Regions from separate parts of the Mus musculus genome. Here regions 1, 2, 3, 4 and 5 are each linked to region 6. Evidence: chromatin loops called from intact Hi-C (ENCODE). Cell type or tissue: heart. All regions are shown on one strand.

What was found. Peaks named below come from ENCODE experiments on the same cell type or tissue, not always from the same donor. Only the 100,000 strongest peaks of a DNase experiment are listed, where the experiment ranks them.
Region 1: it touches region 6 in a loop (6-fold over the local background); 41 of 42 quality-filtered maps call a loop at or near these places.
Region 2: it touches region 6 in a loop (2.8-fold over the local background); 4 of 42 quality-filtered maps call a loop at or near these places.
Region 3: it touches region 6 in a loop (5-fold over the local background); 21 of 42 quality-filtered maps call a loop at or near these places.
Region 4: a loop joins it to region 6, with 2.8 times the contacts of the local background. A loop is called at or near these places in 15 of 42 quality-filtered maps.
Region 5: it touches region 6 in a loop (6-fold over the local background); 28 of 42 quality-filtered maps call a loop at or near these places.

What each region holds. Positions count from the first base shown.
Region 1 is chr1:157,074,357-157,078,356 of GRCm38, forward strand. All of the region lies in intron 1 of Gm30568 (a long non-coding RNA gene), which reads right to left. Among named protein-coding and RNA genes, the nearest start is that of Gm30568, 5.3 kb to the right of the region's middle. In heart, a CTCF peak has its summit at 2,112 (motif pointing left); DNase peaks (open chromatin) are centred at 2,105 and 2,875; H3K4me3 peaks cover 408 bases; H3K27ac peaks cover 304 bases.
Region 2 is chr1:157,534,992-157,538,991 of GRCm38, forward strand. Sec16b (SEC16 homolog B (S. cerevisiae)) reads left to right here. Exons shown (of 26, transcript NM_001159986.1): 7 at 370-521; 8 at 861-922; 9 at 2,527-2,662; 10 at 3,122-3,352. Among named protein-coding and RNA genes, the nearest start is that of Sec16b, 11 kb to the left of the region's middle. In heart, CTCF peaks have their summits at 1,690 (motif pointing left) and 2,858 (motif pointing left); no DNase peak of the experiment used is centred here.
Region 3 is chr1:156,883,777-156,887,776 of GRCm38, forward strand. Ralgps2 (Ral GEF with PH domain and SH3 binding motif 2) reads right to left here. Exons shown (of 19, transcript NM_001159967.1): 6 at 3,315-3,404; 7 at 757-849. Among named protein-coding and RNA genes, the nearest start is that of Angptl1, 47 kb to the left of the region's middle. In heart, a CTCF peak has its summit at 2,306 (motif pointing left); no DNase peak of the experiment used is centred here.
Region 4 is chr1:157,278,780-157,282,779 of GRCm38, forward strand. All of the region lies in intron 3 of Rasal2 (RAS protein activator like 2), which reads right to left. Among named protein-coding and RNA genes, the nearest start is that of Gm51654, 28 kb to the left of the region's middle. In heart, a CTCF peak has its summit at 2,213 (motif pointing left); no DNase peak of the experiment used is centred here.
Region 5 is chr1:156,907,909-156,911,908 of GRCm38, forward strand. All of the region lies in intron 1 of Ralgps2 (Ral GEF with PH domain and SH3 binding motif 2), which reads right to left. Among named protein-coding and RNA genes, the nearest start is that of 4930439D14Rik, 29 kb to the right of the region's middle. In heart, CTCF peaks have their summits at 2,173 (motif pointing left) and 2,372; no DNase peak of the experiment used is centred here.
Region 6 is chr1:156,739,882-156,743,881 of GRCm38, forward strand. No RefSeq gene overlaps it. Among named protein-coding and RNA genes, the nearest start is that of Gm39683, 2.5 kb to the right of the region's middle. In heart, no CTCF peak of the experiment used is centred here; a DNase peak (open chromatin) is centred at 2,160; H3K27ac peaks cover 1,085 bases.

The sequences.
Region 1 (4,000 bases), 330 kb after region 6:
AGAAAAGAAAAGAGAAAAGAAAATGCCCCCACAGGCTTGCCTACAGACTAATCTGATGGAGGTGACAAATAGAAGCATCCTTTGGCCTGGCCTTCATCTGCAGACAAGAACTCTGGGATAGTTGTGGGAACTAAAGCATTGGGTATGTGGCTGGCACCTAGCAGTATGTCAGTGCAGGGAGGTGTGGTCCTGTGGTGGGGCCTGAGGAGACCGTGGCCTGGGAGGGAGCCAGGAAACATATTCTCTGTAGTTTCTGCAGCCTTAGCAAGCTGAGCGCCCTTAAACCAGAGACAGCCGTGCGCTCTCGCTCGTTCTCTCTCTCTCTCTCTCTCTCTCTCTCTCTCTCTCTCTCTCCTGAAGCCCCAACACCTAATTTAACTTTAAAACCAATTTTGGGGTATGATTGAACTGTACCTCGCCTGTGTGACCAGGGGTCTCTAGACACAGTGAGAACTTGGGCGTGGCCCCTCCCCACCCCCAACCCCCTCCCCTCCACCTCCCACCCCCACCCCCTTGCTTTCGATGTACTCAGAGAACCCCGGTCCTCGAGGAGCTGCATGGACGGTCATCTTTTGTTTGGATTTGACTCTGTGCGACTGGGCAGCTTGTGTCCAGGGAGATGAAATCAGAGGAGACTTAGCGCAAGGCTGCCCTGTATTTGCGGGGAAGGTGAAGAGACCGGTTTGCATTTCTCACTTCTCCCTCAAAGCGTGAAAACAACAGGCCAGGCTGGCCTGGTTGCTGCATTCTGTCTCCAGATTGTTAATGCCTTGCAAAGATTCCCTCCTGTACAGTGCATCCCGTCCCCAGGGTGGGGGAGGACAGCCACCCGGAGGGAGGTGCTGGTGACTCATTTCCCCAGAGATCACTCCTTGTGCTAGCAGGGCCATGATACCACATTGCTTTCATCATGCAAAAAATAAAACCCCCAGACTGGAAGTCTTGGCTCATCAGCCAACCTTCTATTCTATAAGGAAGAGCACGCTGCGAGAGAAAAGTACCCAGACAAGTGACTGTAAACTTTTACCCATAGATAAAGATATTGAGGCATTTTCTAATTAAAAAAAAAAAAAATCGCAGGCTGGAGGGATGGCTCAGTGGTTAAGAGCAGTGGCTACTTTCTCAGAGGTCCTGAGTTCAATTCCCAGCAACCACATGGTGGCTCACAGCCATCTATATTGGGATCCAAAGCCCTCATCTGGTTGTCTAAAGACAGTGACAGTGTACTCACATACATTAAATAAATCAATCTTTATTAGTCAAGGCCTGAGGCTGTAGCTGACTGTAGCTTATCCAGCATGTAGAAGACCCTAGCTTCCATCACCGCTACCCAACGGGGTTGGGGTGGAGGAATCTATTCTGATTCCTCAAAAGGTATGCTGAATAAAGAAATAGTGATTGACAGCCCTGAGGTCTGGGATTTCTGAGGCTCAGAGAACTGGAGGAGACACCTCTGGCTCAGAGCAAAACTGCGCTTAAGAAAAAGAATTGAAGTCCCAGGACACAGGTTCTGAGAATGGGAGGGAGCGGGGATTTCCTTACAGCAGGATTTGTCTGGTGTTGGAGGTCTCAACACTAATAAGGATACTGTTTTCTGACGGGCTCACTCACTTGACCAGAGAGGCCAAGCAGGGGAGGAGGGGGAAGAGGGCGAGGAGGAGGAGGAGGAAGGGGAGGAGGGGGAGGAGGGGGAGGAGGGGAAACTGCCAGGGCTCAGGAAGGGGACAAAAAGGCTATAAATGGATCCAGAAGCGTCAGAACCCAGAGATGGTGCTCTGGAAGTAAGCGGTATACAGCCAAGAGATCAAAGCAAAAGTTGACCCTAAGGTCTAGCTTTGACTACAGATCCACTGTGTCATCTCACCCCATCACCCTCCTGAACCCACTTCTGGTCCATCTGAGGCCTGGGAAAACTAATGGTCTCCGTGACTGTTCTGTGAGACTCAAATCCAAGGGGGGGGGGGGGGGCGGAGACAGCTCTTCACTTGCCTACGACCCCAAACGCCTGTCTAGTGCTCGATTTAACTCACTGGCCCAGCCTAGCTAAAATCAATTCTGTAATCCCAGGACAGAGCGCAGGGGCCTGCGCCACCTCGTGGGCGATATCGGAACTGCATGCATGCCTTGATCCTGGCATTCTCCCAGGGCATACTTCAGGACACAACACATTAGAATAGTGGCCCAGAGCCGGGCGTGGTGGCGCACGCCTTTAATCCCAGCACTCAGGAGGCAGAGGCAGGTGGATTTCTGAGTTCGAGGCCAGCCTGGTCTACAGAGTGAGTTCCAGGATCAGCCAGGACTATACAGAGAAATCCTGTCTAGAAAAACCAAAAAAAAAGTGGCCCAGAACACACAGCACTATCATTCCTCTGGTTCTTATGCTAGGAATAAACCAATGTTATTCCTGAAACGCCTTCCCCTTGCCTCCAGGGAAAAGAAACGGCAGTGGCGGTAATGCCAATAGTACAGCTAGTGACACTTATGTCAATGGACTTCAAATTCTCACTACTTCCCATGTCCTAGGCCAGTTCACTGGCAGCCCAGGGTAGAGTTGGACGTCTTCAGGACTATTACTATTACTACATGGAAGCTTGCGGCTCTGGGTTAAACATTACACACAGGCAGCGATTAGTCTCCAAGCCGTCCTTGCCCTTTACTCTAGTCCTGGATGCCCATTGAGTGGAAGCGACTCATCCACACCTGCCTCCTGCAAGGGTGGCCATGCCAAGGGCTCCTGGCTTTTCTTTTTCAGCCTTCAAGAAGAGAAGGGTTATTCTACGTTGCTAACTTTGCCTACCTACGGGAACAGTGAAAAGAAGGGAATCCTCTCCTAGGCGGAGGATGCTGCCAGCTGGCACCGGAACTCAGGCAGCCACAAGTGCATCTCTGCAACACCCCAGTGTGCTGCAGCGCCACCTGGCGGCCAGAGTGGCACTCAGCGAGGAGAGCCGGCCTAGATCGCCACTCCACCTGGTATCCAGTTCTGCAGTGGGTGGGAGCCTCGGGAAGACTCATTCTGCTGTTTCAGAGGTTTGGGCCCTCAGAGGTGGGGCTGCGTCCTGAGGCCGTGGTAAAGCAGCATGGCATCTCATGGCAAAAGCTGGGGACCTTGGGTCTCCTTAAGAGTACACCCCAGTGATCCAAGCTCTTCCCCCAACCTCTGACCTCTCACGTGCTCATGCATACACGTGCAAACAAATGAACACATACAACGCGTGCGCGTGCGCGCGCGCGCACACATACACACACACACACACACACACACACGCGCGCGCGCGCGCGCGCGAAAGTCGTAGAGTCAGGTGAGGTTCGAATCGGAAGAATGGAAATTGCTGGTGAATTTGGGTGTGTAAATAAGGGAAGAAGAATCAAAGGACGGGTGGGATAGATTGTCCTGAGTGTTTTGAGTAGAACAAGCTGACACCCACTGTTAGCCGAATAAAATTCAAAACCCTTTGCACAGTTTTTAAGTCTTTAAATTTCAAAGCATTTCTATGAGCTAAGTATTATTGTCCCCATTCTACAGGTGAGGAAACTGAGGCACAGAAAGTTTGTATGAAGTCACACAGCTATCAACTGGAGAGATTACAAGAGAGTACTGCTACGTCAGGCTCCCTCTTTTGAAAAAATGCCAAACTACAATTATTTAATTATTTGTTTTATTGACTTATTTATTCATTTAGGTGTGCGGTGGCATGGCTGTATAGGTCAGAGGATAACTTTTCAGAGGTGGTACTCTTCTCCTACCATGGAGGTCCTGGGAGTTCAAACTCAAGCTTTTAGCTTTGGCAGCAAGCACCTTGACCCACTGAACCATCTCACCCACCCGGTTCTCTCTCTTGGTAAAAGAGGGGAGTTATTATCTGAGACAGAACTGTCAGGGAGGATGGGAAATGAATGGGTTTCACTGCCAGGAAAGAGGAGTGACACCTTCCAGTCTGAGTGTGTTCAGAGATGCCTTGTAAATATCCTTGTGGAGAGCGACCCTTTAGTGGGGATG
Region 2 (4,000 bases), 800 kb after region 6:
CCAGTCATTGTTAGGTTGGGCCAGGAGGCGCTCTGGAGTGCTTTCAGGCAACATGTGAGAACAAGGGGACCTGGGAGGACTGGGTGAAGTGAGGGGAGGTATGAACGCTAGTCTGGAGGCTTGGCTGCAGAGGCTGCTTGTCCTCTGACCGTGGCTGAGAATCCGAGATGAGTGCGTTATCATTTGGACCATTTGCACTATAATCTGACGTATTCTTAGAGGGTTAAGTCAGACTAGAGCATGACTTTTTCTAACCAAGTATCTCACCTAGCATCTCATCCTGGCCCAGGTAGAATGGGAACAGTAGTGTATCAACTAAAAAGCACTGAAAATAAACCTAACGATGTCCACCATGTGTCTGTTGGCCAGATGACACCTCAGCGACAGTTCCAAAGGCACCTATGAGGTTCTATGTTCCCCATGTGTCTGTGAGCTTTGGGCCAGGAGGCCAGCTAGTGTGTGTCCCCCCCAACTCTCCTGCTGATGGACAAACGGCCCTCGTTGAAGTGCACAGCATGGAGGTAATCATTATCTTGGGTTCCAGGGATGCAAGTACTCGGCTCAATTCAATGGCTCGCTCAGGCTCTCACTTTGCTTGAGGCCGGGCATCTCCAGGAGGGGGAACTGAGTCACATGTGCCTTAGATTGTGAGCAAGAATGGGTGGGCTTTTCTCTAAAAGAAGTGATGCTAGATTTACATTTTCCCTGAGATGCTAGTGACTCATCTTTCAACAAGTATAACTGTCTCCACAAGGCATTGAGCCACACCACAAGACCATAGCCCTGGATATGAGACTGGATTCAGCTGGTGGGGACTGGCTGGAAGAATCTTGGTGACCTAATTTTATTTTCTACTCCAGGTTTTACTTAATGATTTTGAGGATCAGGAGGAGATGAGAGCTTTCCCAGGGCCCCTTATTAGGTAAAGTACTGTAAGTGTTGTTAAGGGTGTGTGTGTGTGTGTGTGTGTGTGTGTGTGTGTGATATGCACACATGTGTGAAGGCGTACACATGCATACATATGTGGAAGCCAGAGGAAGACATCTGTTGTTTTCTTCTTTCTCTCCCTCATCTTCTTTTGTTCTCTTAGTTTTTGAGAGAGGATCTCTCACTGAACCTGAAGCTTGCCATTTTGGCTAAGCTGTCTGACCACTGAGCTCCCAGTATATGCCTGTCTCTGTCCCCCAAACTCTGGCATTACAGGAACACATTGTCCATGCCTGGCTTTTATGGGGGTGTTTGGAATTTGATCTCATGTTCTCTTGCTTTCAGAGCAACTTCTCTGACCCCACTAAGTTATGTCACCAACTCCTAAATAAAGGCTTTTGAAAGCTGAGGACTCTTCCTGGCCAGGTCTTGGTTGTCAGGGAAGAAAATGTCTATTTTATTTGAACCAGATTTTTCTATGCCAGTAGGTAGAAAAAGAGATGACCTGAGTGATTTTAGCAAGCTGTTTCATATTTGAAGAGGAGAAAGAGAAGTAAGCTTAACAAGTTAGACCTTTAAAAACAGTTCCATTTCATAGAGGTTAGCTGGTAGGAAGCTTCAGTGTTCCAAGGACTTGATAGAGATTAGTGGGGAAATGGAGCACGGCCTGGAGAAACGTTCTTAAAACGGCTTTTTCTTGAGCTGATTTTTCCAGCTCCCTGCCATTGTGAACGTCTGCCCTCTGCAGGAATAAAGTAGAACTGCTGTAGCATTTTCAGCCACATTTCATCGGGTTTTAGCTGTGATGAGTCCTGGGTGGGTGGGTGTCAGAGGACCAGCATGCCAGGTAGCCTACTAAGTACTGGCTTATCAGCCATCTTTAAGTTTTTCCCTTGAGAAATGATATAGCACTCACTCTGCCTACTCCAAAGGCCGTGAAACTCTATTCATATGAAGGCCAGTGAATGTCGCTACTTCTTTGTACATGTAATCTGAAGCTAGCTCACAAGCACACGCTCACACATGTATGTGGGTACAAATGTAGAGGTCAGAGGAAAATCTCAAGGGTCATTCCTTAAGTACCTAACCCTTTTCCCCCTATGTCTTACAGGTTTGCAAAAAACTAAGTTGTGTATTAAATAGTATGAATGTTCTTGAACATTTAACAAGCACTTACTTGATGGATGCCATACAGTTTGCTTACCCCCTTTTTTAATGCAGGCAGTTGTTTTTAAAGTCCCGTCCTAAGTTAAGGATGGCACTGAGGCTCAGAGCAAGTGAGATGTTTACATAATCCAGACATGGACCCAGTCTTGTCTGACTTGAAACAGAACCCTTCTGAGAAGTCATTTAAGGTCTTTGGGTTTACTCTCCTCATTTAAAAGATGGAAGGATGCACAAGAGAATCTCTGAAACTCCTCCCTGTTCTACAGGAAAAAAACCCCCAAAACCCCAAAAAACCAAAAAACAAACGATCTTGCGATTCCAGACTTCCAGTCCTGGGCTCTCACCCTTCTGCCATGTTAGCGAGTTCATTGTACAGAGTCTGTACAGGGAGAGTCAGTCTGCTCAGGCCTTGCTTCCTGAATCGTCCCACAGGGAGGACATACACAAGGTGGATATCATGACGTTTTGTCAGCAGAAAGCAACGCAGTGTCTCAAATCTGAGACACCAGGGAGCAGAGACTCAGCTCTACTTTGGCAACTGCTGGTTCTCCTTTGTCGACAGAATGGGGTAAGTCACTGCTTTGATATAGGGGGCAGATGGAAGCTGGGCTGAAGTTGTTGTCTTTGTGGGAGTTGGTATATAGCACAGTTAGAAAAAGCAGTCTTTATGTAGCACTGTTGCCCAGAGGGAGAGTGTAGCTCCGGTTCTAACACTGGTGTGCCAATGCTAACCTTTTCCTGGAGAGTGCCCCCTGCTGGCTGGGGTTTGTTGTACAATCCCTGGATTACTGCACCAGCCAGTGGAATTGTGAGTGGTTCCAATAAGCACTGTGGCTGCGGACAGGCAGAGAGTAACCACGATAGTGAAGCTGATGTTTGAAATTCAACCATTCATAAAAGATCTCCAGTGTATTTGCACGACTGCCTCAGGAACAAGTCAGAGACCCTGCTGTCTTCCTTCTTCAGCCTGGGCCCAACCTGGGGACTGGTTGGAGCATCCCCCAGGATGACTCTCTTTATCCTGCAGTCCATGGTGGGATCTGACATTGCTGAGCTGCTGATGCAGGACTGCAAGAAGCTGGAGAAGTACAAGAGGCAGCCCCCTGTAGCCAACCTCATCAACCTGACTGACGAGGACTGGCCGGTACTGAGCTCTGGGACTCGTGATCTCCTCACTGGGGAGATTCCCCCCAATGTGGATACGCCAGCGCAGATCGTGGAGAAATTCACCAAGCTGCTCTACTACGGAAGGAAGAAGGTGAGAGAGCCTTTCCCTCAGACTTCCTTCAGATGGGCGTGGACCACCATCCCTCACCCAGTCTCCCGCTCCTCCAATGATTTGGCCAGAATATACTTCTTTTAGATCATGTGAAAAGATCAGAAAGTTAAAGCAAGAATAATAAAAATACATAGGTGTATGCCATCCACCCCTGCAGTGTTTATATATTTACTTCCAGTATTTCCCCATTAAAAAATCAGTTTAAGTTTCATAAACGTGTCAGGCATGGTGGTACACTCATTTGGCTGAGGTAAGCAAGACTGAGTAGGAGGCCAGCCTAAGCTATAAAGGGATATCCTGTATCAAAACAGATAAACAACTCTAAAGAATATGTATATAATTGTTGATTTCTTTTTACATTTCACATTACATGGTAAAATACCCTAATAACATTAAATATGTTCGATTAGTGCACTTTTATTATTTTTATAGCACCAGGAATTTAACACAGTGCCTTTTACGTGCTAGACGAAGTACTCTGCAGTCAAGCAGACCCAAACGTTCTAGGGCTGGAGAGGCGGCTCAGTAGTTAATCGCGTCTACTATCCTTTTGCTCAGTAGTTAATCGCGTCTACTATCCTTTTGCTCAGTAGTTAATCGCGTCTACTATCCTTTTGCTCAGTAGTT
Region 3 (4,000 bases), 140 kb after region 6:
CCATGACTTTAAAGCTAGCTTGGGCTATAAAAAAAGACTGTGTGTGTGTGTACGCGCACACACCCCTTCATAGAGGCTAGTATATCAGGCTTATAACTCCAGCTACTTGACTGGCCAAGAAAGGAAGTCCCCAACTTGAAAGCAACTTTGGGTGACTTAGCAAGATACCTTAAACGAGGCCGTAGTTTCAAAATAAGAAATAAAAGAAAGAAAAGGGGAAGAGATAACCTAGAAAGATTGAGTATGGTATCATTCTACTCAGAGATACAAATACTGATCATGCCAAAAATCATACTTTGCTTTTGTCAAAGTAACAGAACCTAATATGGTGGCTGTTGTAACAGAAAGTAGCATGTTTATCATGAGATTTTTCTATACTCAAGATTTATGGCTAAAAAATAATGGAGTCAAAATTAATAAAAGAACTTTAAAGGTCATGATTTAGATTTTCAGATTTACAAGAAGTATAATCTGTACACAATTAAATTCTAATTATCAGGTAAGTATTACATGTGATATTATCAACAAGGTATGAAAATGATTCTCTGAAGAGCAAAATAAGCACTGCCCTCAACATTCCCTCAAAAGCTCAGTGCAATGTTTTAAAAGTCTTAAATGTTGGTTTCAAAGAACAAAGTGCAAGACAATTTAAGAATTCTTATCTATTATATTTGTCTAAGACTTACAAAAGAAACAAATAATATTTCTACTTCGCACAAAAGTCTATGCTTCATTAAACTAGGCAGAGTTACTCACCGCCCACGTCTTAGTCAACCGGAAAATCGGCGCACTCTGTAAGCCAGAAACCACAGCCATAAGTGCGTGAAGGTTGTTAAGTTCATATAGTTTCTGAAGATTTAAGAAAAAGGGGGAAGAGGATTGTTTTTTTAAGAAAATGACTGCAGGGAAATACAGATTAGCACAATTTAGGCAGTGGATAGAATAACTATTTATTATTGTTACTGTCACTTTTGGAAACTGTCTTCTAGGATACCCAGTAAATTATTTTTGGCCTATAATATAATGTTCATGTTCTACCCTGGCACTTTCACCCAAGCTGTGGGAATAAACCCAACTCTAAATGGGTAATATATTCACAAAGCTGAAGTTATGGCTTGCTCTCAAGGTTAACTGGCATGACTGTAACGGCCATGCACTTGGTTCTGGTGAGTATCCTTGCAATGATTTATGACTGGTCATCTATTTTGTGGTCCAAGTCATAAGAAAGGGTCTACTTGGTTTGGTTTCTTGCCCGGTGCTCCTATTATCCCAGGGCTAGAGTTCAAACCTGCTGTCTTTAGTGCAGCCTCCATTTCCTGCTTCCTCATGTTCAAGACCCTTGACATTATGGGATGTTGTTCTTATAGTATACAAACACAAACAGTAAGTTCTACTATTTCCCAAGAAACCCACTTTACATTTGCTGTTAGTTTCTCAAAATTTTATTTTTGTCATACCACATAATAGTTTCTACCCTAAAAGTGGTATCTAAAAATTAGTCATTTTACAGTTTTCTCAAGCAACCAGGTAAGCCCCATAGTGAGCACTTAATTGAAAAACCAAAAAGAGCAAACTGAAACAAAACAATACACATGCAACAGGAGATAAACCTTCACACAGGATTCTATAATCCAGCGGAGGAACTAGTCACTAAAGGAATGTATATTAAACATTTACTGGAGACTAAGTGCCATGCTAGACTTGATGGATGCCTAAACATGCAGAGGACCTAGAAGGAAAAGAAGAAATGGCACCTTCCGCCTCTGCTCCTGCCTGAGTTTGCGGCTTGTCATGCCATAATGTTTCCAGACTTGCCAGTCCCATCAATACTTGGATCTGATTTCCTAAATCTTGTTTTGCATTTTGTATGTGACTCACTATACACTGTTTGTACAGAGTGCTGTTGGTTCTCTCACTAGAGAATACTGACTATAACAGATATTAAAGGGTACGACCTACGTGAGCCTTTATTACAAACTGAACACAAAAGACACAGTGTCAGAATATGATTTAATAGTAATAAGGAAAACAGGGCATTGGGGCTTGCAATAAAAGCAAAGGCTGTCAAATATAGGTCAGAGAGTCTGGAGAGAAATCATTTGGTAAGAAAAATTGTAGTCTGTATGGACAAAAACATACAAATAAATGGGGGAAAAAAACAACTCAGAATCTATGGGGAAAGCCATTACTTTCTTTAGTTAAAAACTAATACTTACCTAACATCTTACAAAGAATGCTTTTAAAAATTCCTCTAACATGTCTGTAAAATCTTATATATGAGGAAGGCTAGTCCTGCCACCTAGTGCCACAGAATGTTAGAATAAGATTGTTTCCTGTGCTCAGGGAAAATATAGGAAGAAGTCCAACTTAAATCATAAGCAGAGCTTCTCTGCTTTACTCTCCCACCTCTCAACTCACAGGTCAGGGAAGACCTGACTATTCCACGCATAACAAACAATGATGAATTCTGGATCCATCAACACTCATGAATTTCGAGTCATTACAAGTTGATCTTACTGTCTCCCTGTGCAATCTTCTGTTCCTCCCTCTGAAACCCAGATTATCCTTGAAAACCATGCTGCTTTCTCCAACTCTGTTTATTATCTATGCCTCTCAACAACTACTCAGTGTTCCTGCTAGCGTCGTATGTGCTATTCTTTTAAACTAGACTCGAGGAGAGGCCTGTGGTTCACACCCATAATCTTAGTCCTGGGAGTTAGAGGTTGGAAAACACAAGTTCAAGGTCTTAAAGTCTTTTGTTAAGATTCATGCGCTTTTATTTTATGTATATAAGTGTTTTCCATATATGTGTGCCCATGGACCACTTGAGTGCCTGGTGCTCGTGCAAGGCAGAAGGAGCCATCATGTCACCAACTGTGTGCTGGGAAGTAAACCTGGGTCCTCTGCAAGAGCAGCAGTTGCTCACCACTAAGCCATCTCTCCAGCCTGCAAAGTCTTATTTTCTATATAGCTGAGTGGTTCATTTCACAATTTAATAAATAAATAGAAAAAAAAAAAAACAAAAACAAAAAAACAAAACAAACCAAAACCCAAGTAAGAAAAAGCATTATGTATTCTTCAAGTGAATACTACATGACTTTCTCCATCAATATAGTCTAATATTTGACAAATACTGTAATTTACCATAATCTAACCCTTGACTAGATAAATGGGGCAGGGGGGTGACCAAGAATAAAGAGAAAGGCAGAGAAAAGAGGCGTTCAATGTACTCAACAGGCCTTATTTTCTAGGACCAATAAACAATCACTTAAAACAATTCTGAATGGGTTAACTAAAGATCAAGTCATACTTACCTTAGCAGTCTTAATATAGTGGCTCAAAACTTCTGCTCTTATTTTCAGTGTTTGAGCATGGAGAATCTCTCTTACAACCCAAAAGCTTACCTGAAAATAAAAATTAACCAAAGGGTAAGAAATTCCAAGACTAAAATTAACATTAAATTCTTCTTGATAGATTTGCTATAGTTATTTTTGACTATGGTTTTCTTACAACTAGAAGAAAATATCATGAAATTAAAAAATAAAAATTTCATTTTAAAAGTTTTGTGATGGCGTTGGAGAGATGGTTTATAGGTTATAAGTATTGGCTGCTCTTCCAGAGGACCTGAGTTCAATTCCCAGCATCCACATGGTGGCTCAGAATCATCTGTAATGGAAGCTTATGCCCTCTTCTGGTGTGCAGATGCACATGTAGACAAAACACACCTGTATACACAAACACATAAACTGTAAAAAGTTTTGTGATGTCTTTGAATTCAATGAAGCCCTAATTTAAGCAAACAAAGCAAAACAGACTTAAAAACCATTTATCAGAAGCCGACAAGATGGCTCAGCAGGTAAAAAAGCCACCAAACTTCGAGGCTGGCAACCCGAGATTGATCCCAAGAAGTTTGCATCTCAAGCATTATGTAAAAAGCTGGGAAGACAGCGTTGGGATTGGGGTGGAAGGGTCTGCAGAGACAGCAGGATTCTGGACGCTT
Region 4 (4,000 bases), 540 kb after region 6:
GATTTCAATAAAGTTCCAAGTAGATTTGTGTTTATGTAGGCTAGACAGGTAAGAGAGTACTTGGCCAATGTGTACTAAGCCATAGAGATGAGCAAATTCAGATGTACTTTTACACAGTATTGTGACTACAGATAAAAATAGTTCACTCTAGATTTCAGAAAGCTAGAAATGTTTTTAAAGTTTACATCATTAAAAATAGACAAATGTTTGAAGACACAGGTATGTTTAGCCTGCTTCTAAACACCATGCAATAAACATGTATATTAAAATCCAATCCCATTAATATGTCCTGTGTTTACATTTATGTATCAAATAAAAGTACACAAAAGGGAAGTGTTTTGCATAGCATTCAGTTCTTGTTACATGCATATGTAAATATATCTTTTATTCAGCTGATGTAAATGCTGTCTCCCAGGTTTACTGCCTCCATCTGCTAACCTAGGCCTAGGACTAGTCCTGGAAGCTTCCAGACTCCATACAATCTTATCTAAGCCTAGAATGTTTTCAGTCTCTGAGACTTACTGCTGAATAAGCTCTCCCTTTCTAGCTCTTTCTGAACTCTGGCTGGCTGATCAACTCAACTGTTCTGGCTCAAACTCCTCTCCAAACTGATAGATCCAACCTGGTTTCTCACCCAGCCTCTAACTTTTCGCTCTGCTTGGCCTCTAACTCTGACAATCTCTTCTAATCCTCTGGCTCCGGCTCATTCTCTGGCTCAGTCTGGCTTTGCCTGTGTCTAGCTTGTTCCCTCTTTAACCTGTCTCTGTAAAACCCTCCTGGCAAAGCTGCCTCCTTCCTGTCTCCCTCTGCTGCTTCCTTTTATGTTGCCTCTTTCCTCTCCATTCTCCTGAGAGGGGCAGATCCTATTCTGTCAAATCTTTCTCTGATTCATCACTTTGTTTGCCACTCAACTAGACATCACTTTCAAACATGGGTGCTTCCTTCCACAAACTAACTTTACCTTTACTGTTTGGAACTAAGGGTATATACTAAAGGTATGTCTTTTTCCAAAGCTAAGGACTAAAGCTGTGTGCTAAGGGTTGAGCCACACCACAACTAGAAACATTTCTTTTCAGTAAGTAACATTATCTAGGAGTTCACAGTGTGATCAAATATCTGGCAATATGCATATGATAGACTATCTTTCTGAGAGTAGAGAAAATTATTTTTAAATTTCTAGTTGACTATTTGTTTTGACTCTTGTTTTTCTGTTCTTTGCTTATTTTACTGTCTTTCATGTTACTTCATGTTTGCTAATTTTAGGGAAAGTTAGCAGCATTATGTCTCTCCTCTTATGCTATTAAACTACCAGGAGAGTATCAGTCCAAACATTTGCTTCACGGGTAGTAACAGTGAGGGGAGGAGGAAGGAAAAGTCTTATCCTTCAATGTTCAAATATTTGTTTATTTTGTAACTTCCTTTTAATTTTCCTGGTATCTCAAAAATCCAAATACTCTGGGAATTTGTTTCCCCCCCCCTCCCTGAAAATATGGCTAGATGTATAAGTAGGAAAAGCACTAAAATGAAAGAGAACATGACCCATCAATTAATCATCATATGATACCATCTACTTTCCCGTTGTAAGATTTTGCAGAAAAAGTAAGAATGACGGGTGGTTTATTTGTTACCACGTCAAGATCTGGCTCTTTTAAATGCCTTTTTACCATAATCTAACTACTACTAGCTTTTAGTGTGTTGGCATGGGCATGTACACAGGTGTGCACTCACATGCATGAATGTTTGCCTTTCTTTTTTTCCATTTGCTCGAAGGACTAGGTCTTCAAAGTAAAATCCTTTAGAATATATCTTAACTTGGCTTGTGGAAGGAGTATAATTAGAAGCTTAAGTTCACTGTGTTATTTCTATTCCTAGAAATCAGGATGAAGCTAAAAGCTGTTCCTGATTGTTTATCACTCATTCGCTCTTCATAGCTGGTCTTCCGATCACAACAGTGTTTTATTAATATTAACATGTCCTAATGTGTACTGATATTATCAATTAGTATACACTAACATTAGAATACATTAACAGTGCTTTAGGGCTGGTTAAGAGAAGCAGTAGCTAGGGGTCATTTTAGTGGACTCTACTACTTTGTACTTAGGTGCCAATCCTGTATTTTGAATGTGCAAACTGGGAACCACAACCCAGTTTATAAAAAGGACCTGAATAAAATTTTCCTGTATTTGAGACATTTTACTGCCATCTGCTGGAAAACTATAAAATAACTGCAAACTGTATAACATTTAATGAAAGGTGCCCTTAGTCACCTTCACAGAAAGGAACAATCTACTGTGCCAAGATAGAGAGGATAAGAGAGAAAATTAGAAAGGCTTCTTGTCACCTGGACACCTGATAGGACAGTTGGTGAAAGTAGCTCTGCTATTAGGCTGGCTTGCAGAATGTCAGTGTTCCATCACAACTGACAAGCTTTAGGGAGTAAGTGCACATAAGAGGAATGCTGGGTTGCTTATGATCTATGTATGATAAATATCAGAAAGTACTATATGGCAGTAGCAAAAAATGGGAAGCTTATAAAACCATCCTTTGCTAAGCTTTTACCTTCCTCTATTTCCAGAATTTTGCATGATAGAAATATTTCGTTTAAAAGGATGGCTTTCATAGGTTACAGTTACACTAACTAAAAATGAACATTTATTACATTTCAGCTCTTATGTTCCTGTACCTAATCAACTCCTATTACTGTTTGTAGACAAGGAATACTGTCATCTGAAGAAACCGGATCCGCTGTGAAAACTCTGAACAGTTTGAACATAGTCTTTTAAAATTAAAAATATTATATTTAGTGTATATATGTTTTGCCTGCATGTGTGACTATATATCATGTGAATGGTACACATGGAAGCCAGAAGAGGTGCCATATCCCTTGTAACTGGAGTTGTGATCTGCTTTATGGGTGCTGGAGATCAAATGTAGGTCTTCTGTAAGAACAGTCAGTGCTCTTAACTATAAGCCATCTCTCTGACCTCAAGTATAATCTTTTGATTAATAAACTAAAACCTGAAAATTGTTAAGGGGAAGAGTAGTTTTACTAGATTCTCTAAATCTTGAAATGAACATTTCAGAAAACATTACATTTTCACCAGAAAAGAATTTGATGGTGCTGGAGCAATGGCTCAGAGGTAAAGAGCACTGGCTGGCTGCTCTTCTAGAGGTCCTGAGTTCAATTCCCAGCACCCATATGGCAACTCATAACTGTCTAATAACTGCAGTTCCATGAAACCTGATACCATCTCCTGGTGTGCAAATGTACATGCAGATAACACACCCATATGCATAAGTAAATAAGTATTTAAAAAGTATTGGATGGAATAAAATCAATGTTGGAATCTGCTGAACATGAGATTAATAGTGAGGGAAGTAAATACTCAAGTTGCTCTCATTCTTGTCCAGGTGACTGTAATAGCATCCTGACTTGTCTCTGCATCCCCATTCCTGCACCTTTGCTATTAAGGCATTGTGAAGAGTAAGAATCAATGCCTCAAGCCACCCCAAACCTCAAGGTCTGGCTGACCATGTGCCTGGCACCACCCTAGTCCTCTCCTGTTTTCCCTCTAGTCTCCTGGGATTGTCTGCTGTTCACTCAGCTGCTCTCCTAATTAGATTCCCTACTCCTAAGTTTCTGTAAGTGTGACTTGCATATTAATGTCAGTCAGGTGATTACAAACACCAAACAGGTCTTTCTCAGGAAGCTAAAATGGTTTGTCCACACACTTAGGCTTCCCCAGTCCTGCTCCCAGCTTTGTTTTCTGCTTTGTTCTTGTCAAAATCAGGCAATATGACATCACTTTTTACTTGGGGTCATTGTCTATGACTCCTTAGTAGAAAGCAGCTCACAAAATTAGGGTTTATATACATATTTTTCCCAATTCTAACCCCTAGAGCCTACAATGGATTCTAAAACTTAAATATTTAGTAATATTACTTAAATAATCGTCTAAAACAAACAAACACACACACCCAAAATTCCAAACAGGCAACA
Region 5 (4,000 bases), 170 kb after region 6:
TCAGGATTGCAATGGTGCCAGCACTCGCTACGATCAGTCTTCACAGGTGAAATAAAATTAGGACTTTCCCCACTAAGTGATACTGTGAGGGAACGAATCAGACTGCACAGTGTTTTTAGTTTAAACTAAATAACAAGCATTTAAAACGTGGCAAAGTAATACATCCCCCAGCTCAGTTTCCCAGTTTTAGATGCAACCTCTAGGTTAACAATGCAGACGAGACTTGCCTTTATTATTCCCCTACCAAGACGCCACTAACACTTAAAAATACAGGACATGTCGCAAAAGAACAATGCAAGCCATGTCCATTTGTGTGGAGGGACTAAGGTTTGTTGAATACTCTCAACCCATTATCCCACTGAAAACACGAGCTAAGGGAAAATACTGTACTCACGCTCTGACAAAAAAAAAAATGTCACTGCTATTCCCCAGCACAGAGAACAGCCTCTGGGGCAGCATCGGGCAGGTGAGGACAGAGAATCGTGACTCAAGACATCTAAGACGCTAGCCAGGCATTCTTTCCATTAACACCATTCTTTCTTTCCACCTTAAAATCACAGTGTTCACTGATTTTACCGTCTTTCCTAAATAACATAGTATAATTTCTTCTTTTCCATAAAATAACAGGGAAAACAGACTTTAAGTTCATTTCCAACTTTAAATACCTATTTTTATCATAAAAGAAACTGTAAGTTGGGGTATTCTAGACTATTTACCACACACAGTAAGTATAAACTCTACCAAGTCTATTATACCCTTTCTCTACAAAGCTTGGGCTCTGTTGGACCTAGCGATGCAAGCCTGCAATCCCAGCAAGGCAGCAGTCTTGAGGCAAGATGATCTCAAACTCAAGGGCAGACTAGACAACTTATTAAAGGGAGAGGGGAGGCTGGGGATACAGCTCTGTAGTAGAATGTGTACATCTAAGGATCTAGGTTCAATTCCTAGTACAAACTCCCCTCCAACTCCCAAAGAAATCAAGAGCTCTGAAACAAGACTGCTTATAGTCTGCATATGAACACAACAAGTCAACTTTTCTTACTGTCTCCTTATGTATAAAATGTGCAACAATGAGTATCTACTTCCCAGAGCTGTGCTGAAGAAGACTGAGCTAAGATGCACTTACATATGGTAAATATGTTCCTGTAGCAATGCAGTGAGGGTGCAAACGTTTTCATTATCTACTTAATGAACATAAAGTTTAAATGTAATAGTCTTCTAAATAAAGGGGGAAAAAAAAGACAAAAACTGTTTAAATACACTGCTGGCAATCAGAGTATATCTGGTGAGTGTCATGAAAATCCTAACACAGAAAGAGTAAGACTATTCCTCAGACAGACCAAAACATGTTCCTGGGGTTTTAAAACTTCAAAATTATAACTGCTGACAGCAGCTTTCAAGCACATGTTAAATTTCTAAAATAAATACATTTGAATTAATAGGATTTAGGAACCATTTACAGAATCAGTATGGCAATAAAGAGCACGAAACTTCCTTCTAGCTCACACTATCTCACCATACAGGCCACTGCTAGGATGAGGCTGATACTTGCTTGCTATCTAAAGGAACAGCTTGTGCTGGGTACGATGAGCCACACCTGTTACCTGGACCCTAGGAGGCAAAGGTCAGAGATCACAAGCCCAAGAGCAGCCTAAGCTACACAGAAAGTTCTAGGTTAGCCTGGGCTACACAGTGAGACCCAATCTTAAACAAGTAAGTATTTTTAAACCCAGCTTTAAGCTGGGCGTGGTGGCGCACGCCTTTAATCCCAGCACTCGGTAGGCGGAGGCAGGTGGATTTCTGAGTTCGAGGCCAGCCTGGTCTACAAAGTGAGTTCCAGGACAGCCAGGGCTACACAGAAAAACCCTGTCTCGAAAAACCAAAAAAACAAAACAAACAAACAAAAAAAAAACCCAGCTTTATAATGCATTATGCATTAATACAATTCAATCTTGTTTCCTTTACCTGCTTTCAACTTTACTCCTGGTGTAGAAGGGGGTAGTGTTGAAACAGCACCTTGCTCTGCAAACCAGACTGGTCTAGAACTTACTAGAGCCTAAGGTGATCTAATATTTTCTGGCAATAGTACTCATTTTGTAATAAAATGTTTTCAAGTGATTTCCTACACTGTGACATAGAACAAGAATCCATAAATCTAGAGAGCCCCCTAGTGTTAAGAAAAAGATTTTTATTTAATTGTAAAAAAGATTATATCTTTACCCTACATGTTAGATATATAAATTTTATTACTATTTACTGAATAGAGGTAATACAGACTAAAAATAAGCATCAATACACTTGAATAAGGTTTTTTTTTTTTTGCTTGCTTTCAATCTGTGTGTGTGTGTGTGTTTTAAACTAACCATAGAACTTAGACTGATGCCGGGCGTGGTGGCGCATGCCTTTAATCCCAGCACTTGGGAGGCAGAGGCAGGCAGATGTCTGAGTTTGAGGCCAGGCTGGTCTACAGAGTGAGTTCCAGGACAGCCAGGGCTACACAGAGAAACCCTGTCTCGGGAAAAAAAAAAAAAAATTAGAACTTAGACTGGCCACAAATCCACAGTAACCCTGTTGCCTGTTTTTGTCTATTTTGTCAGACAAAATATTTCATGAGTTATATTAAAATCCATTATGTGGGAAACTGAAAAAAAATGCATCTCAAGACAAATTAAATGAAACAAATATATATTGTAGTTTATTTCATTTTCCTAGGAATATAAAGTGGCACTCTCATTCATGACTACAAATATCATAATAACTATTTTCTTAGTTAAGTTCGCTAATTCAACTTACTCTCTTTTCTACTTCTGAAGACATTTATTTGGCTGTCTTCTGGTTTCTTTCAAACAAGCAATATCAGCCCTTAGACAGAAAACCTTGAAATATGCAGCATTAGACTCTTGCTTTGGTCCATTAAACTGCACCCAATCAACCATTTAGCCTCCAAAATGACCATCTTTTCATGGGTTCTTCCAATACCAAACAAAGTATTTTTCTTTTTCCCTTTAATAAACAAACAAGGGATAAAAGCTGACAAAAAAAGTTCCCTGTTGATTGATCTGAGTGCATAGCTGCATATTTTTGCCTCTGATGTAACGAAACTTTATTTCCTTTAGCACCTGAGTCTATGTATGCACTCTTCTCTGTGTTGAAGTCTATACTGTAATGCTTCCACTAGGGAACACAGAGACTTGCTGCCAGCGTCACAGGTCATTGCTGAGTTTCCCAGATACCACTATGCTGTTACTTCTTGACTCATCAAGTCATGCTTCAGTTGCTCTGACTAGGGAAGCCTCTAGGCTTCAATCTAACAACAAGGTTTCAGTTTCTGTTGCCTCTCCATCTTCACTCCAGCTGCAGTTACACAGTTTATTCTAGTTTGAAGTTTATAGAGAAAACTTTCAGTTTGTACTGTTGGCTTTTATTCTTCAACACCAGTAACTGTCAGCCTCACTCTGCTGCATGTATTTAATAATAAATGTATACTATTCAGTAGCCAACTGAAATGTTGAGTATCTATGAATTGGACCACTTTGGGTACAGGACTACATGATTATCCATGCTATTTATAGATCACAAAAGTTCAATTTATTATGATAGAAATTTCAAAAGAATGGGTTCTGCTAAATATCTGGGTTACAAAAGGTTCCTTGCCTAACATCTCCCACAAAGTGGCATTTTCACACTGTTTATTTTATCTTCTTTTAGCTCCTTGATGTTAAAGAATAACATTTTTAAAAGAAAATTAAAGCATTATCCTTCCTCTTTGCATTCATACACATATAATATATTTCATCTAATCATCTACTTACTACATACCTGTTGAAAGAATGAGTGGATGCCTGAACAAAGCAACCATGCACAGGGCAGGATTATAAAGCCAGACAAGCGGTAAAAACATTGGAAATGGTATTTAAATATTACATACAAGCCCACAAAGCGACAGGTTAAGATTCGGTCATTTGACCATTTCTAGTAACATAGTTGACAAAATAATCTA
Region 6 (4,000 bases):
TGGGTAGAAGGAGCATTAGAAAGAAATAATATGATATATAGAGAGCTAAACATGACAGGGCCTTAGAGGGAAGGGGAGGCTTCCCTTTAAAGCCTGGAGAGAAGCTCGCTTCATTAAGAGTAAGAAAGAGGAGGTTCTAAAGGTCCTGAGTTCAAATCCCAGCAACCACATGGTGGCTCATAAACATCCGTAATGAGATCAGATGCCCTCTTCTGCTGTATCTGAGGACAGCTACAAGTGTACTTAAATATAATCAATAAACAAATCTTTGGGCCAGAGTGAGCAGAGGTCCTCAGTTCAATTCCCAGCAACCATCTCACAACCAACTGTACAGCTACAGTGTACTCATATACACAAAATAAATAAATCTTAAAAAAAAAGTGTAAGACAGAGGAAGTGGGAGAGATGCTCAGTGGTTAAGAGCAAGAAAACTCTCACAAAGAACCTGAGTTTGGGTCCCAGCACCCATGTTGGGTGGCTCGCCTAACCTGTAACTCCAGCCCTGGGTGGACCTGACACCTGTGGCCTCCAAGGGCCCCACGCACAACAAGAATAAATGAGAGATATGGGAGGGAAGAAAGGGATGGAGGGAGAGAGAGAGGTAGTTGTCATGGAGAAGGATGGTGGGGGTGGGGAGTGGCAAAGCCTCTTCAGAAGCAGACTAGAGTATGTTCCTGAGCAACCTCCCTGAGGAGTCTTCTCTGGACCAATCCCAAGGAAAAAAAAACAAAGATGAACTCTGACTTTTACAGCCTTTTAGAAATGGCAGAAGTTTCACATCACGTGATTTAGTTCAACACAGCATACGTGGCAAAGTGTGAGAGAGCCAGGTATTATAAACTAAAGGCTGTCAGAAGCAGCATAGATTGTTAAAACAACAACAACAACAACAACAACAACAACAACAACAACAACAACAACAACAACTCTGTCCCAGAGAGCTGTAGGGAGGCACGGCTTGATTCCTGTCATGGGATCTGACCTAAAGATACAGGCCAAGGTTCTAACGTAATTTCACTATTTGAGCTGCTGAGGCAGGATAGACAGCTCATGGTTGCCCAGGCTACATGAGATTGTGTCTTAACCGTAATAAAAAAAACAAAACAAAACAAAACCCCAAAAAACAAAAAACAAAACAAAAAAAAACCACCACCAACAACAGAGCAAACAAGCAAGAAGCCTCAGGTAAGAGAAATTGTTTTGTCTTTGTTTTGATGCCAGAGAAAGTTTTAAGCAGGGATGTCATTGGAAAGGGGTAACCTAGTTTCACTTGCGGAAGCAGGGGCTCGGTGTGAGTGTGGGGTAACCTGATCTCCCTTGCTGAGGTGACGGCTCTGATGAATGGGGCATTTGTGTGTGGAGGGTGTGTTGAGGAAGTAAGGCAGAAGCTGGTTAGGTATTTGGCTTTTATTTTTGGAAGCTATGGCTTGCCAAGGTCCAGTGTGTACTTTTATTGTGATATTTTTCAGCCCCTAGCTTGGCTTCTTATATCTCAAGTGGCTGTGATCTAAGACATAGCTATTTCAATTTCCTGAACATTTCTTTCCTTATCTGTCCCAGGCATGGCATCTTCTTATAGAAACTTAATCACAATGTTGGAGAAGACATGCCCAGAACGACGGGGCCTGACAAAAATGCACCAAGAATTAAATGGAGTCAGAGTGAGACAACTGCTTAGATCTCTCCAGACTCCTTCTAGTCCTGATTGTAGAACTCAGGCTACTTCCTTCTAGACAGCTTGTGGTCAGGGAAAGAACACGGAATTGGGGGTGGAAACGCATACCTCTAGAACACTCAACTCAGTGCTTGGCCTAACAGAAACCCTTGTGAGCAGCAGCTGGCTTCTCTGCCCCCTTTGTGTGCTGTCTGACATTCTGCCTCTGCTCAGGCGCAGACAACACCTACGGTCCAGGAGTGCGTCCAAGTGTCCATTCCACATTACTAACACTCTATGTTCGGGACATACCTCTCAAGGTGGCCTAAAGAGTGAGAAACATACACAGCTCCCTCTCAGCCTATCAAAATCCATTGTGTGCTTTGAGCACATCTTGAAGCTACCTGTCCATCAAACACAGCTGCCCACCTCCTAGATGTGCTCAGGTGGTCCGTGAAATCATGGTCCTGCTCAGACTTGAAACTATCGGAGGAGACAGTAAATTTTCCCCCTCTCCCGTTGCACTTCTACATATGGCCACATGGGGTCAGTGTCCTCTTAGGCCTGGCCAGGAGATCTGCAATGGGACTCAAAGCTTTCTCTAAAGTCTTTTTGTAGAGTTGAAATAACTGCAAAATGCTCTCTGAGACTGGGAACAGGTGGCTTCCTTAGGTCAGAGGGACCAATAGTGAGGGTGAGGGTCTTCAGCTTGTGGTGTGGTGGATCACATGGCTTTCCTGAGCTGAGCCACAGGGGCAGTACAGGTGCAGCATGGGCTAGCTCTGTCCACCCTCACCTGGGCTGCCACAGAGCAAGCAGGAGGTCTGTCATAATAGGGAGGAAGACTGAAATATGCAGCTGTAGGCCCCTCTAGTATACATGGGGTCCTAGTCTACCACAGACTCTTGCTGGTCCTGTTTGTTTGATTTTTGTTTTGCTTTATTTTGGGTTCTTTAGGGGAGTGGGGAGTTCGAGACAGGGTTTCTCTGTGTAGCCCTGGCTGTCCTGGAATTCACGCTGTAGACCAGGCTGGCCTTGAACGCACAGAGATGTGCTGTCTCTGGTGTGCTCCACTACCATCTGACTTGTTTGATCGTTTTTTAACATTTAATGTCTCTCTGTGTGTGCACACGTGTGGGAAGACAGTTGTTTCCCTCCTTCCACCTTTCCATGGTTTCCCAGGATAGTGGGTGGGAAGTGTTTTTATCCACTGAGCCGTGACTACAGGGGACTCAGCCTTGGGTGTTGCTGGTGTCCCGGCTTAAGGCAGACCTTAGCTCTGGGCTTTCCCTATACCAGAAGGCAAGCGGTGCTAATCCAATGGCTAGCCAGGTGCCTAGCCACACACATCTTTTTGGAAGGGAAACACCTAGAGGCCTATCAATCAAATAAGTGTGTCACTGGCCCATGTGCCTTCTGGCTTCTGAGCCTCTAGATGAAGATGGCTTCCAGGGTCTGGAGATAAGGACTAGGCAGAGAATTTGAGAGGGAGTGGGCTAGGGGCCAAATGGAGTTCCTACGGCCAGGACTGACTGTTGGTGGACAGTACCTGGGCTGGACACAGATCTAGATTTTTATAGAGTTTGAAGTTTAGAGGCCTCTGCAAGAAAAGTAACAGAGGGCTGGAGTAGTGGGTTAGACACTTGTGTTTCCCAAGGACCTGGGTCTGGCTCTTAGCACCCACATGGCCACTGCCAGTAATTGCAGTGCTAGGGCCTCCTCAGGCATCATTGCACACACATGATGCACTGATATACACACAGGCAAAATACTCATACATGTGAAACCAAAGTAAATAAATCTTAAAAAAAAAACCAAAAAACAAAAAACCAAGTAAACACCTTGTAGAATGAAAAACCATGTCACATCAGTTTATGAATTTTTAAAGGTAAATACCACAAACATTGTAAAAATCCAGAAATTAGCATTTCTTAAAAAGATTTTTATTTATTTATTATTATAAGTAAGTACACTGTAGCTGTCTTCAGATGCACCAGAAGAGGGCTTCAGATTCGATTAAGGATGGTTGTGAGCCACCATGTGGTTGCTGGGATTTCAACTCAGGACCTTCAGAAGAGCAGTCAGTGCTCTTACCCGATGAGCCATCTCACCTGCCCCCAGAAATTAGCATTTTTTAAGCTGGTACACATCTGCAATGTTTTTCCATTTATTTTGGATGAAAAGGCCTTGGTAATCACTTCCAATACCAACAATGTCATTTTCTATTTAAAAGATAAAAGAATAACTAGCTAGCATAGCCTTTTTACAAAATGATTGATCTAAATTTATGCAACATTGCTTTTAAACCTGTAGCTTTCGAGTTTGCTTACAAATTCAAGAGAGATT